Linked DNA regions of Homo sapiens: region 2 is linked to region 1. Evidence: chromatin contacts called from ENCODE Hi-C or POLR2A ChIA-PET data. All regions are on one chromosome and are shown on one strand. The core of a region is the stretch at or near the end of the contact, and the rest is flanking DNA. Distances in the headings are between cores, read along the strand shown.

Region 1 (5,878 bases), core at 1,691-4,190:
GAGACATTTTAATTCTTCAGTATTGGGTTTCATATCCAGGGTTCAGGGGCAGAATCAAAAATTTGGTCCAGTGGGAAGGTGGACGCGACGCTTCTGGTGAGGGCAGCTTTGTGAACGTCCTGAGACACAGCGGGCTATGCAGCCTTCAGACCTCAGGCGAAACACAATTGCCTCCTTTCTTCACCCAGCACCTCCCACGCATTCCCCACTAGACTTGTCTCATTCTGGCAGCCACCTGCAGCTTTCAAACCCCAACTTCCTCTTCTCCACAGCTCAGAGATTCCAGGCTGACACCAACACCTTTGACCTCAATTAAAAGAGTAGAATTTTATGTCTGAATTTACTTTCACTGGTATGTATCCAGACCAATGTGTAAATCAGCAAGAGAAAGAAAATCTCTTTTCTTATATTATTCTGGAGACTTGGTCAACATGTTGGGAAATGTAAATGGAGAGAAATTAATAAATTAGTTGGGCATTGCTTGGCATTCATTAATGTCAACTAGCAAAGCATACTGCCAGAGCAGTCATTCTGAATGGTTCTCATCTCAGAAAACTCACAGAAACTTCTCTAATGTACAAAGGCTACAGTTTTCTACTCAGTTAGTTTGGGCACTGCCTGGTCGGGAGGGAGGTCGTTAAAAATCCTCACATCTAGCCAGGTGCAGTGGCTCACGCCTGTAATCCCAGCACTTTAGGAGGCCAAGGTAGGCGGATCACTTGAGGTCAGGGGTTCGAGACCAGCCTGTCCAACATGGTGAAACCCCGTCTTTACTAAAAATACAAAAATTAGCCAGGCATGGTGGCACACACCTGTAATCCCAGCTACTCGGGAGGTTGAGGGACGAGAATCGCTTGAACCTGGGAGGCAGAGGTTGCAGTGAGCCGAGATCACACCACTGCACTACAGCCTGGGCAACAGAGCAAGACTCTGTCTCAAAAAACAAGCAAACAAACAAACAAAAATCCTAACACCCAAGCAGCACCCCAGATCAATTCCATGAGAATCTCTGAGAATGGGCCTCAGGCATCTGTGTTTTATAAGCTCCCTAGTAATTCCACTGCACAGCAAGGGTTGAGAACCACCACTCTAGAATTGTACTTTTCAGTAGTCCCACGAGGCTACTGGGTATTGCAATGTGGCTGGTCCAAATGGAGAAGGGTTGCAAGTTTAAGATATGCACCACATTTGAAAGACTTAGTAAGAAAGAAAAAAGAGAAAATGCCTCATGGGTAAGTTTTCTACATTGATTACATGTAGAAATAACAGTATTTTGGATATATTGGGGTAGATAAAATATATCATCCCAACTGCTGACACGTTTACTTTTTAAAGTGTGGCTCCTAGAAAACATAAAATCACATGTGACTTGCATTTGTGACTCACATTATATTTCTATCGGACAATACTACTCTGGAAGGTATCTTTATAGGTCTCTAATTGTGTGAATATGGGTAAATTACTTAACCTGTTGTTATGGTTTGGCTCTGTCTCCACCCAAATCTCATCTCAAATTCTAATCCCCGCATGGGTGGTTCAGTGGCAGAATTCTCAAATTGTAATCCCCATAATCCCCACGTGTTGAGGGAAGAACGTCATGGGAGGTGATTAGATCATGGGGGCATTCTTCCCCCATGCTGTTCTCGTGATAGTGAATGAGTTCTCAAGAGATTTGATGGTTTTATAAGGCAGTTTGCCCTGCTCTTGCTCACTCTCTCTCACCTGCTGCCATGTAAGACATGCCTCCTTCCCCTTCCGCCATGATTTTCAGTTTCCTGAGGCCTCCCTAGCCATGCAGAACTGTGAGTCAATTAAACCTCTTTCCTTTACAAGTTACCCAGTCACAGGTATTTCTTTATAGCAGTGTGAAAACAGACTAATACACCTCTCTAAGCCACAGTTTGCCCAATCGTAAAACAGGAATAATATCACCTTCCTAGTTTTCAGGGCTTTTACCAGGCAGTAAAGGTCAAATGGCCCAAATCTAATCCTGGCTCCATTGCATATCAGCCGTGTGACCTTGGGCTAGTTATACTGCTTGGTGCCTCTGTCTTCTCATCTGTAAAATGCAGATAAATCTTACATCTTCCGTGTTGGGAGCTCAGTTCAGAGTCCAATAAATGATAACTAATGATATTATTAAATAAGGTCACCTCAATAAAGTGCCCAGCCCTGTTAGGTCCTGCCCTATGTGACATATTCTTACAACTTTTTTAATCTATTAAAGGCTCACTTCACAGTAATGAATTATCTCCCCATTAGTAGTAAATCAGAGGAGAAATGGGGATTTTGTCACATTGTAAAGATGCTTGACCCATCCACACCTCAGTCACAGTTGAAAAGTTCTCAGAATTGGGGGTGAGAGCATAGCTAAAACAATCTAATCAGAGAGTCTGGAAATACAAGGATAAAATTTTCAACTCAGTTCCACTATGAATGTTAGCATGCAACCAACTTTTCAATTTTTGTAGGGCTTCCATTCTGCCGTTGACCAATTCAGAGTATGGTAAAGGTAAGGGATTCACGCATCTCTCTAAGGCGCAGGACATCTGAGTCATCTGCTTCTGCTGTGAAATCTGAATGCCCCTGGAATTTCTCACAAAAATCCCATATTCTCAGCTCCATTATTATTCTGGCTTCTGGCAACCAACAGCAGGAACACGTGGACCCTTGGAGAAGCTTCAGGAATTGTTACCACCAAAGCTCACGTGGGTATGCCTCCCAACTGTTACCACCAAAGCCAGCTAGGATTTTTCTTTCCTTTCCAAACAGTCATCCTCTTTCAGGAAGTAGTTTTTCAAAAATATGCAATCCTTCTGAACAACTGCAAAGTAAAATACACTTAAACATACCAACCTTGTAAAACAGGACCTGGGTGTGGGCAGGTGGAAAAGTGTCATTGTGGGTGTATACGTCTTTCTCAGGATGCACATATCCTGTGTTATTAGTCATGCTGAGGAACTTATATTTAGTCAAAGGAACCTAAATTTAGCCCACAATCTTCTAAAGTGAAATGTTTCTTTCCTCCTACAACATTCAAGCTAACTCACAGGAAACTTTTCATAATGTGTGGCAATATTTATGCTACAAAAATGCCCCCTTGTCTGCTTTCCCATTCATTTTTTTCAGCCAATATTCCCATGCATAGCATTTTGCAGGCTATTGCTCCACTTCTCAGAAACCTTAGCATTCCCTGCTGCAAGTCAAAAATCTCACCAATGGATTTCAACATCTCTTATCTCCTGTCATCTCTCACCAAAGGCCCTGTTCATTCCTTCCTTCCAACAAAGCCAAGCTATATATATTGGATCTGACCCTTAGGACTTAGCTCCCAGCACCTCCAGGTTTGCAGTTCCCCTACTCCCTTACTCCCCACCCTTCTAAGTTCAATCAACAGCCCCTGTCTTCAACATTGAATAACAAGCTAGCTCTGTTGTACACCATGTAGTATCTGCTTATGGATAAACACTCTACTTGGTGTATTACTATTTCCAATCATTTGCACTGTTCATAAAAGCTATATCACTTCGAATAAGAATTGACTTTTTTTTTTTTTTTTTTGAGACAGGGCTTTGCTCTCTCACCCAGGCTGGAGTGCAGTGGCACAATCTTAGCTTACTACAGCCTTGAATTCCTGGGCTCAAGCATTCTTCCCTCTCCAACTTCCTGAGTAGCTGGGACTACAGATGTACACTGCCAGGCCCAGAATTGACCTTTAATGCCCTGCTTTCATGATAAGCACATGGCAAGCCTTAGTAATTTCACCTGAAAATATACAGGTTCCAAGGCATAGACAATCATAAAGACTGCATTTAATCAGTTCAAGGGTTGGTACTGGTACAAACTCCAGTTTCATCTAATATCCTCATAAACACATATTAACTGTCAGTAACATGCTCATTACCCCGGGAGTCTAGACAGTGAAGTACTCAAAGATTTGGGCATGAGTGGACCCATGAGGCCACGTAATAGTCAATGCCACTCCAAGCACCTGAATTAAGATGGATCAAGAGGCTGGAGCTAAATAAAACTGCCTTCTTGAATCTTGCTCTAGCAATCCTTACATACACTGGGGTTCTTAATGGTTTTTTCTGCCTACATCTCTTGAGCAGTCTGTTGAAACCTATGGACCATTCTGAGAATAATGTTTATAAGTACATAAAATAAGAAACATAGGCTTACAAAGAAAAACAGGTATTTCAAAACACAGCACAACTTTTTTTACTGTGTGAAATATATATATGTGCTATTTGATTAATTCATTAAATACCAAGCCCTAACTTTGAGTCTGACAACTACTATAATTTTGAAGTAGTGATACGTGTACATAACATTTCAAGATACCTGCAACATCTGCAATAAGGTAGAAAAATAATCATGATTGCTGTTGGTAACAAAGTCACAGGCACTGCTAATAGTACCAGGGTTTGTTGCCTACATTCATAATTAAAGAAAATGCTAAAATTCTGTGAGAGGTTAGTGAAAACAAAGGTGCAATTTTTTCCCATCCAAGTACCTGAATTGTATTGACAGCCCTCTTGTGGGAAGACTGTGGACTCAAGTTAAGGATCCCCTAGGGATAAGAAAGAAGAGAGAACAAAGGGAAATGAGGGCTGTGCACGCTGGCTCACACCTGTAATCCCAACACTTTGGGAAGCCGAGGCAGGTGGAAAACCTGAGGTCAGGTGTTCAAGACCAGCCTGGCCAACATGTTGAAACCCTGTCTCTACTAAAAATATAAAAATTAGCCAGGCGTGGTGGCAGGCGCCTGTAATCCCAGCTACTCGGGAGGCTGAGGCAGGAGAATCATTTGAATCGGGGAGGCAGAGGTTGCAGTGAGCCGAGATCGTGCTGCTGCACTCCAGCCTCGGCGACAGAGTGAGACTCCATGTCCGAAAAAAGAAGGGAAATTGGTAGAATTTTTTTAAGTGGCATCCAGAGAAGCTCTAGAGCGGCGTAAGAGGATAGTTATTCTTATTTTTACCAATTCCCTTTTCCTCTTCTTTCTCTTCCTGTGGGAGTGATTTAAAAATCACATGGCCTCCAATGAATGTGTTATCTGACAATTAGATTATCAAAACCGTCCAGGGTTTAGGGTCATGACCAAGGTCTGGCAATGCAAGTTGGGAATACGTACAAATGTCCTCATCTGCTGTTTTTTATCTCCAGCCTTGCCTCTTTCAGAACCAGCTTCCTTATTTACAGGCATGTGGGGAGTTTGAGAAAAAAAACTAGATCACAATATTTTATTTTAATAGTGATGTCAAGGTCTTCTTCTAAGTTATTTTTATTTGGCTGCAGAACATTTCTTAAGCATCTACTATGTGCCAAGTGCTTTTAAAACATTAATCCTTGTGAAATTAACAGTAGCAACGGATTCCATTTATTGAACCATGTGTAGAAGACTTTCTACGCATCTCATTGGATTTGTCCAACAGTATCACCAGATAAGAAACGGAGGCTCAGAAAGAAGTAGTTTGCCCATGGCCACACAGCTGATAAGTGGCAGAATCCCTTTTTTTTTTTCTTTTCTCAGAACCCAAACTTGAACCACCTGCAAGTTATTTTTCTTGTCTGTAACTTGCATCAGATCCCACCAACAGGGAGTCTTAGAAGGGCCCAGGCCTGTCTCATTGCCCACGTCCCTGTCCTGCCTTCCTGAGGCCCAGAACACAAATGGAAAATGACTGATGATTTTGCTTCCCCTCCTTTCAGGGGCAAGCCCCAGTTGCATCTCAAGAGTCTTCTGGGACTGTGGGCACAGGAGGAGATGGAGTGAAACGGAGAAGAAAAAGCCACTCCTCCCTACCCAGTCAGCTGCCCCCACAACTGCACTCAGCCAACCACAGAGGGCACATTCTTTTCTTCCTTTCTTTAG
Region 2 (5,700 bases), core at 2,058-4,557, 57 kb before region 1:
GTACAAAATACGAGAAATTGAGCTCAGTGTGTAGACTGAGCCAAAGATATACCTGCAAGGTTATTCTTAGATTAAATCAATAGTAGCTTGCTTCTTATCATTTCCGTCTTTCTCCTGAGAATTATATGAATACAAAAATGTGATGTCAACTGGTTGGATATGAATTAGGTTTCCACTATATTTATATTTAAAATTTTGAAATACTGGAAGCCAAACCTATTCCAACTGTTTCCTACCTCTGAAATGTTAAAAAATATGAAATGTATGCCCTTTTAGGATCTTAATATTAGAATAATTTGCTAACAAGGGTAATTATAAGATAAGCCACTAAGAAGGTTCTGGTCTCCTCATATTCGTAAAACTGGCAAAGATTCAAGTGCCTTCAGAGATAAGCAAGGGAATGGAACACTGGTTTCCATGTAGATTGTCTGGGCTTGAACCCTACCTAAGCCATTTTCAAGCTATATGACTCCAGAGAATTTACTTCAACTCTCTGAGCCTGTTTCCTCATCTGGAAAATGAGGGCACTAACAGCAGTAACAGGGTCATTGTGAGGATAAGTGAGTTCACACACTGAAAGCACTTAAAAGAATACCAGACAGCTAGTTAAACCTCAGTGAAAGCTAACTGCTACTGTTATTATCATCACCACATTTTAAAACCAATATGTCCTGACCATCACAGTCACAACTAGGCCCATGGTGACAATCCCTTCATTCCCTGGCCTTCGTTGGAACCTTCACCTGCCCTCCATGGACATGAGTATCTACCTGGGGCACTTACTTATACATTACAGATATAAGCAATAATAATAATAATCAAACAAGGCCAGGCGTGGTGGCTCACGTCTATAATCCCAGCACCTTGGGAGGCTGAGGCAGGGAGATCACTTAAAGTCAGGAGTTCAAGACCAGCTTGGCCAACATGAGGAAACCACATCTCTACCCAAAAAAAATACAAAAATTAGCTGGGCCTGGTGGTGCACACCTGTAATCCCAGCTACTCATGAGGCTGAGGCACAAGAATGGCTTGAACCCAGGAGGCAGAGGTTGCAATGAGCCAAGATCATGCCAGTGCACTTCAGCCTGGGTGATGGAGCAAGACTCTGTCTCAAAAAAAAAAAAAAGAAAAAGAAAAAGACAAGAGTATTAAAAAATAAAAATAAATAAAGGGGAAAATTAGCAAGTGATAACTCTAGACATCCTTCCTGAACACAACTAATCCTCTCTCCTGCCATTTAGGTCATGAGCATATGGATCAGGGCTTGGCACAGTGGAACGAGAGCATCATCTCTATTTACAGTGATGATATATCATCAATTCTCTAGGGGAGTCCCACTTTCATGTAACTTTCCACAAAAGTAATATTAAATGCTTAGCTAATGGAATGTTTTAAAATTATAAATAATCTTCATCTAAATAAGATAAAAAATTAAAGAAGTCCTCTGATAGACAAAGTTATGATTTTTAGTTCTGGGGAATGGGGGAAGAAAGGGAGGTAAGGAGGGAGAAAATGTTAATATAAAAGTCAATGGAGGCCAGGGGTAGTGGCTCATGCCTGTAATCCCAACACAGGGAGGCGGAGGTGGCAGTGAGCCGAGATCACGCCACTGCACTCCAGCCTGGGCAACAGAGTGAGACCCTGTCTCAAAAAAAATATGTGGCTCATATTCCAGTTCAATTGGGTAGTGCTACTTTGGACTGCAAAGACAAAGCAACACTTGCAGCCAATCTCACGAGTTAAGGCTCTGTCCTGCTAACTGGGAGGCAAGGGATTGTACTATATGACCTCTTTTGGTGGCTTTCTGTTGAAGGACTCTCCTTTTCTACATGCTATTCTTCTCATTTCTAATTCAATTTGCTAAATTCCCATGGTTGTGTGTGTGAATGAGTATGAGAACGTTGGTGTATCGGTGTGTCCAAATGCACAGTTGGATGTAGGAAGTCTTAGTGAAACAGTAATATAGAATTATGTGTTTTCCCCAGTGAAAAGGAGGAGAACACTGATAGGTAGGAAACCTCAATGTGAACTGCTCTCTCCCACTCACTCTTTAGAAGAGAGGGTACCAACCACAGGCAGTTGGGCCAACTCTGTCATCAAGAGGTTCTCAAAACAGACACGGAGGAGAAGTGGGGCGGGAGTCTCTTAGTAAAACCTAGGTATCAGTTTTCAAAAGATAAAGCCTGGAGGTCCTAACGCAGGGTTTTTCACAGTCCATTTAAACCAATCTGAATCACAGAAATTTTCAATGATCTGAAAATTAAAGCAGTTACTTGCACTAATGTAACCGGTTTTGGTAAATAAAGTACTGCTATTCATGTCAACTGGCCTGGCCTGCTCTTGTGAGTCACCGAGGCTTTTTTTTTTTTTTTTTTTTTTTTTTGGTGCTGTTTACAAACAAATGAATCATGAGAAGACCTTGCTGCGCAAAGTGTGGTCCACGACCAGCAGCAGCAGTCGCACCTGGAACCTTGTTAGGCAAATTCTTGGGTCCTACCCCAAACACAACTTAAAAAAAAAAAACCTTGTTAAAATGCAATGAGAATCTGCATTTTTAACAAGCAGATGCTCACGTGATTTATGTACACATGTAAATTTGAGACATACCTGAAGTTTAAGCTTCTGACTGTATTCATTTGCTTAACAAACTTTTTTGGTAAATAAACAATGGCAGCCTTCCATCTGAGTTAGGGTCTCTGGAATTTGCCCCTTTGGGGATCTTTCTGTTTTTCTTTTTCTTTAGACTGTAGCTAATAATACTGAATGTTTTTCAAGTAAATCAGTGGTTCCAGGTGGTTCTTGGATGGGAGCCCTGTAAAAAAAAAGGCTATAAAAGGCCAGATATTTCTCTTATAAGTTTCCAACCTAAGTATTCCCTGAGGCAAACAGCTTCAGCACAAGGGAGGCAAACAATTTTACGTTAAAGAGATGAGTATCTGCCTAACTACCAAACTACCCCCACGTACATCAAAATAAGGGGGAAGATGCCAAAATTAACTTTATTTTAGAATGTCATACCCTGACACAAGGAAAAGGGACTTTCACACCAAAACTGAGAAAAACAAGTTTAATCCACATACTTTTCATATTAGTTAAAATTCTTCTACTGCCAAAAAACCTGCTATAATTTTTTTAAATCTTTCATTATCCTTTAATTGTTTTTATAGCCTTCCCAGAGATTATAATATTACTACTGTGATTATCTGATAAGATCTCAATCTATTTACTCTGACCAAAGAGCAAAAGAAAACACGCAATGAGAATACTGAGTATTTTGAAATAAGCCATTAATTCCTCAGTGGAATTATTTGCAAGGGAACTTTCAGGTTCAAACATAAAGTCTCATAGTTAGACAGTAAAAACAAGTTAACATAGGTCAATTTGTTCCCAGACCAAACTGAGGGTCAGGCTGCTATTTCTCACGGCCCAATAACGAGATGCAAATGAACTGGGGAAGAACAGAGTTTTATTTTCTGCCACTGGTTACAGGGAGAAAGCCTGGAAATTATCACCAGACCAACTCAAAGTTACAAAGTTTTCTAGAGCTCATATACCTTCTAAGCTATATGTCTACGTGAAAGTGTGCAATCGTCGAAAGACATAAATGATTAACTTCTTTTAATCTATAACTAGGTGTGAGTCTTGAAGACCTTCTTCTGGAGCCTCAGTAAGTTTACTTAATCTAAATGGGTCTAGGTACTGAGGTAATTACCCTTATCTTGTCTCCTGCTAAATCATAAAGGTTTGGGGAGTTCCTTTAGACCCCAGTAAACTTGTTTGTGGAGGCCTGTGGAGTTTCTTCAGACCCCCAATAAAACTTGTTTAATCCTAAAAGGGTCCTGTTAAGAATTCATTCATTATCTTGTCATGCTTCAAGATCCAGGAAAAGCCTAGGCAAAACTCTTGGTGGGCTCTTTGTTACATTCCAGGCTTTGTATATGGGCAGTGGTTCAATCAGCTTTTAATGTTTAACCTAGCTACTCAGTACGTGCTGGGACAGTTGTGATGGAGGCCTGTGTTAGTGAGACCTGGCCTGCCACAAATGTACTTAGATATGGTATTGCAAAGCAAACTTCAGTGCATAATACATAATCATGTATTATGTATCAATAATGACTATGTACTGATACATAATACCAACCATTTGGTATTATTATGTATCACTACGTGATACCAATCATTTGAACAATCATGACATTACAATGTCTTTGCCCTTTAATTCAGTGTTTATTGACCACCTGCATCCAAGCTGCTCATATATTTGTATCTTATTGACTACACGGATTATTATTAATCATGCCTGGATCTTTTACTTCATGACATTTGTAAAATATAATTCATCAAAAATAAAATGCAGACAAAAAACTTGGCCAAATCCATGTTTCTAATTCAAAATACACCCTCTCAATAGTGAAAAAACGAATAATCTGATTAAAAAATAGGCAAAAGATCTGAATAGACATTTTTCCAAAGACGACACATAAACAGGAGGTTTATGAAAAGGTTTTCATCACTAATCATCAGGGAAATGCAAATCAAACCATAATGAAATAGCACTTCACTACCTGTTAGGATGGCTATGATCAAAAATTTAAGAGGTAAGTGTTGGCAAAATATTCCTGGAAAAAAAGGAAACGCTCATATACTGTTGGTAAGAATGTAAACTGGTACAGCCATTATGGAAAATAGCATGGAAAATCTTCAAAAAAATAAAAATAGGACTACCATTCAATCCAGCCATCCCACTACTGGGTATATATCCAAAGTAAGTAAAATCAGTATATGGAAGAAAGATCTGCACCTTCATGTTCATTGCAGCATTATTCATAATAGCCAAGATATGGAATAAACCTAAATACCCTTCAATGGATAAATACATAAGGAAACTGCGATGTGTGCATGTGTGTACCACACAATGGAATATTTGGCCATAAAAATGAAGAAATGAAGAAAATCCTGCCTTTTGCAACAGCATAGATAAAGCCAGAGGACATTATGCTAAGTGAAATAAGCCAGGCACAGAAAGACAAATATTATATGATCTCACTTATATGTAGAATCTTTATAAAAGTTAAAATATAGAAGCAGAGAGTAGAACAGTAGTTGCCAGGGGCTGGGGGCAGGGAAATGGGGAGATATTGATCAAAGGGTACAAACTTCTAGTTCTAAGATGAATAAGTTATGGGGATCTAAAATATGGCATGGTGACTATAGTTACTAATAATGTATTGTATACTTGAATTTGCTAAGACAGTAAATCTTAAGTGTCCTCATCCCCCACCACCACACACACAATGGTAAATAAGTGTGACAACAGATGTGTTCATTTGATTGTGGCAACCATTTCACAATGTATGTCAAATCATCATCTTGTATACTTTGTGTTTGTTTTGAGACAGAGTCTCGCTCTGTCGCCTTGGCTGAAGGGCAGTGGCGCGATCTCGGCTCACTGCAACCTCCGCCTCCGGGGTTCAAGCAATTCTCCTGCCTCAGCCTCCCAAATAGCTGGGATTACAGGTGCCTGCCACCACGCCCAGATAAATTTTGTATTTTTTTTAGTAGAGATGGGGTTTTACCATGTTGGCCAGGCTGGCCTCAAACTCCTGACCTCAAGTGATCTGCCCGGCTTAGCCTCTCAAAGTACTAGGATTACAGGTGTGAGCCACTGCGCCCGGCCGTATACTTCGAATATATACAATT

Evidence for each region. Hi-C counts contacts between places; a loop is a spot of excess contacts on that map. ChIA-PET counts read pairs that join two places held with the same protein, here RNA polymerase II (POLR2A). Pooled maps may share reads with other maps.
Region 2: a map of PC-9 shows a loop between it and region 1 (6-fold over the local background). The contact joins two enhancer-like sites. A Hi-C loop is called at or near these places in 1 of 168 maps with a recorded cell type or tissue (PC-9), 2 of 37 single-sample maps with no recorded cell type and 5 of 50 pooled maps. POLR2A ChIA-PET finds 5 or more read pairs at or near these places in 4 of 52 experiments (GM12878, OCI-LY7, Panc1 and 1 more).

Annotation. Positions count from the first base shown.
Region 1 is chrX:22,057,838-22,063,715 of GRCh38, reverse strand. The region is part of intron 3 of PHEX (phosphate regulating endopeptidase X-linked); the gene reads right to left. Among named protein-coding and RNA genes, the nearest start is that of PHEX, 28 kb to the right of the region's middle. Within about 2 kb of position 2,940, at least 2 of the 41 ENCODE cell types and tissues checked have a DNase peak (open chromatin) inside an H3K27ac peak, as active enhancers do; they include PC-9, where a contact is called at or near this core.
Region 2 is chrX:22,115,023-22,120,722 of GRCh38, reverse strand. The region is part of intron 11 of PHEX (phosphate regulating endopeptidase X-linked); the gene reads right to left. Among named protein-coding and RNA genes, the nearest start is that of PHEX-AS1, 55 kb to the left of the region's middle. Within about 2 kb of position 3,307, at least 2 of the 41 ENCODE cell types and tissues checked have a DNase peak (open chromatin) inside an H3K27ac peak, as active enhancers do; they include PC-9, where a contact is called at or near this core.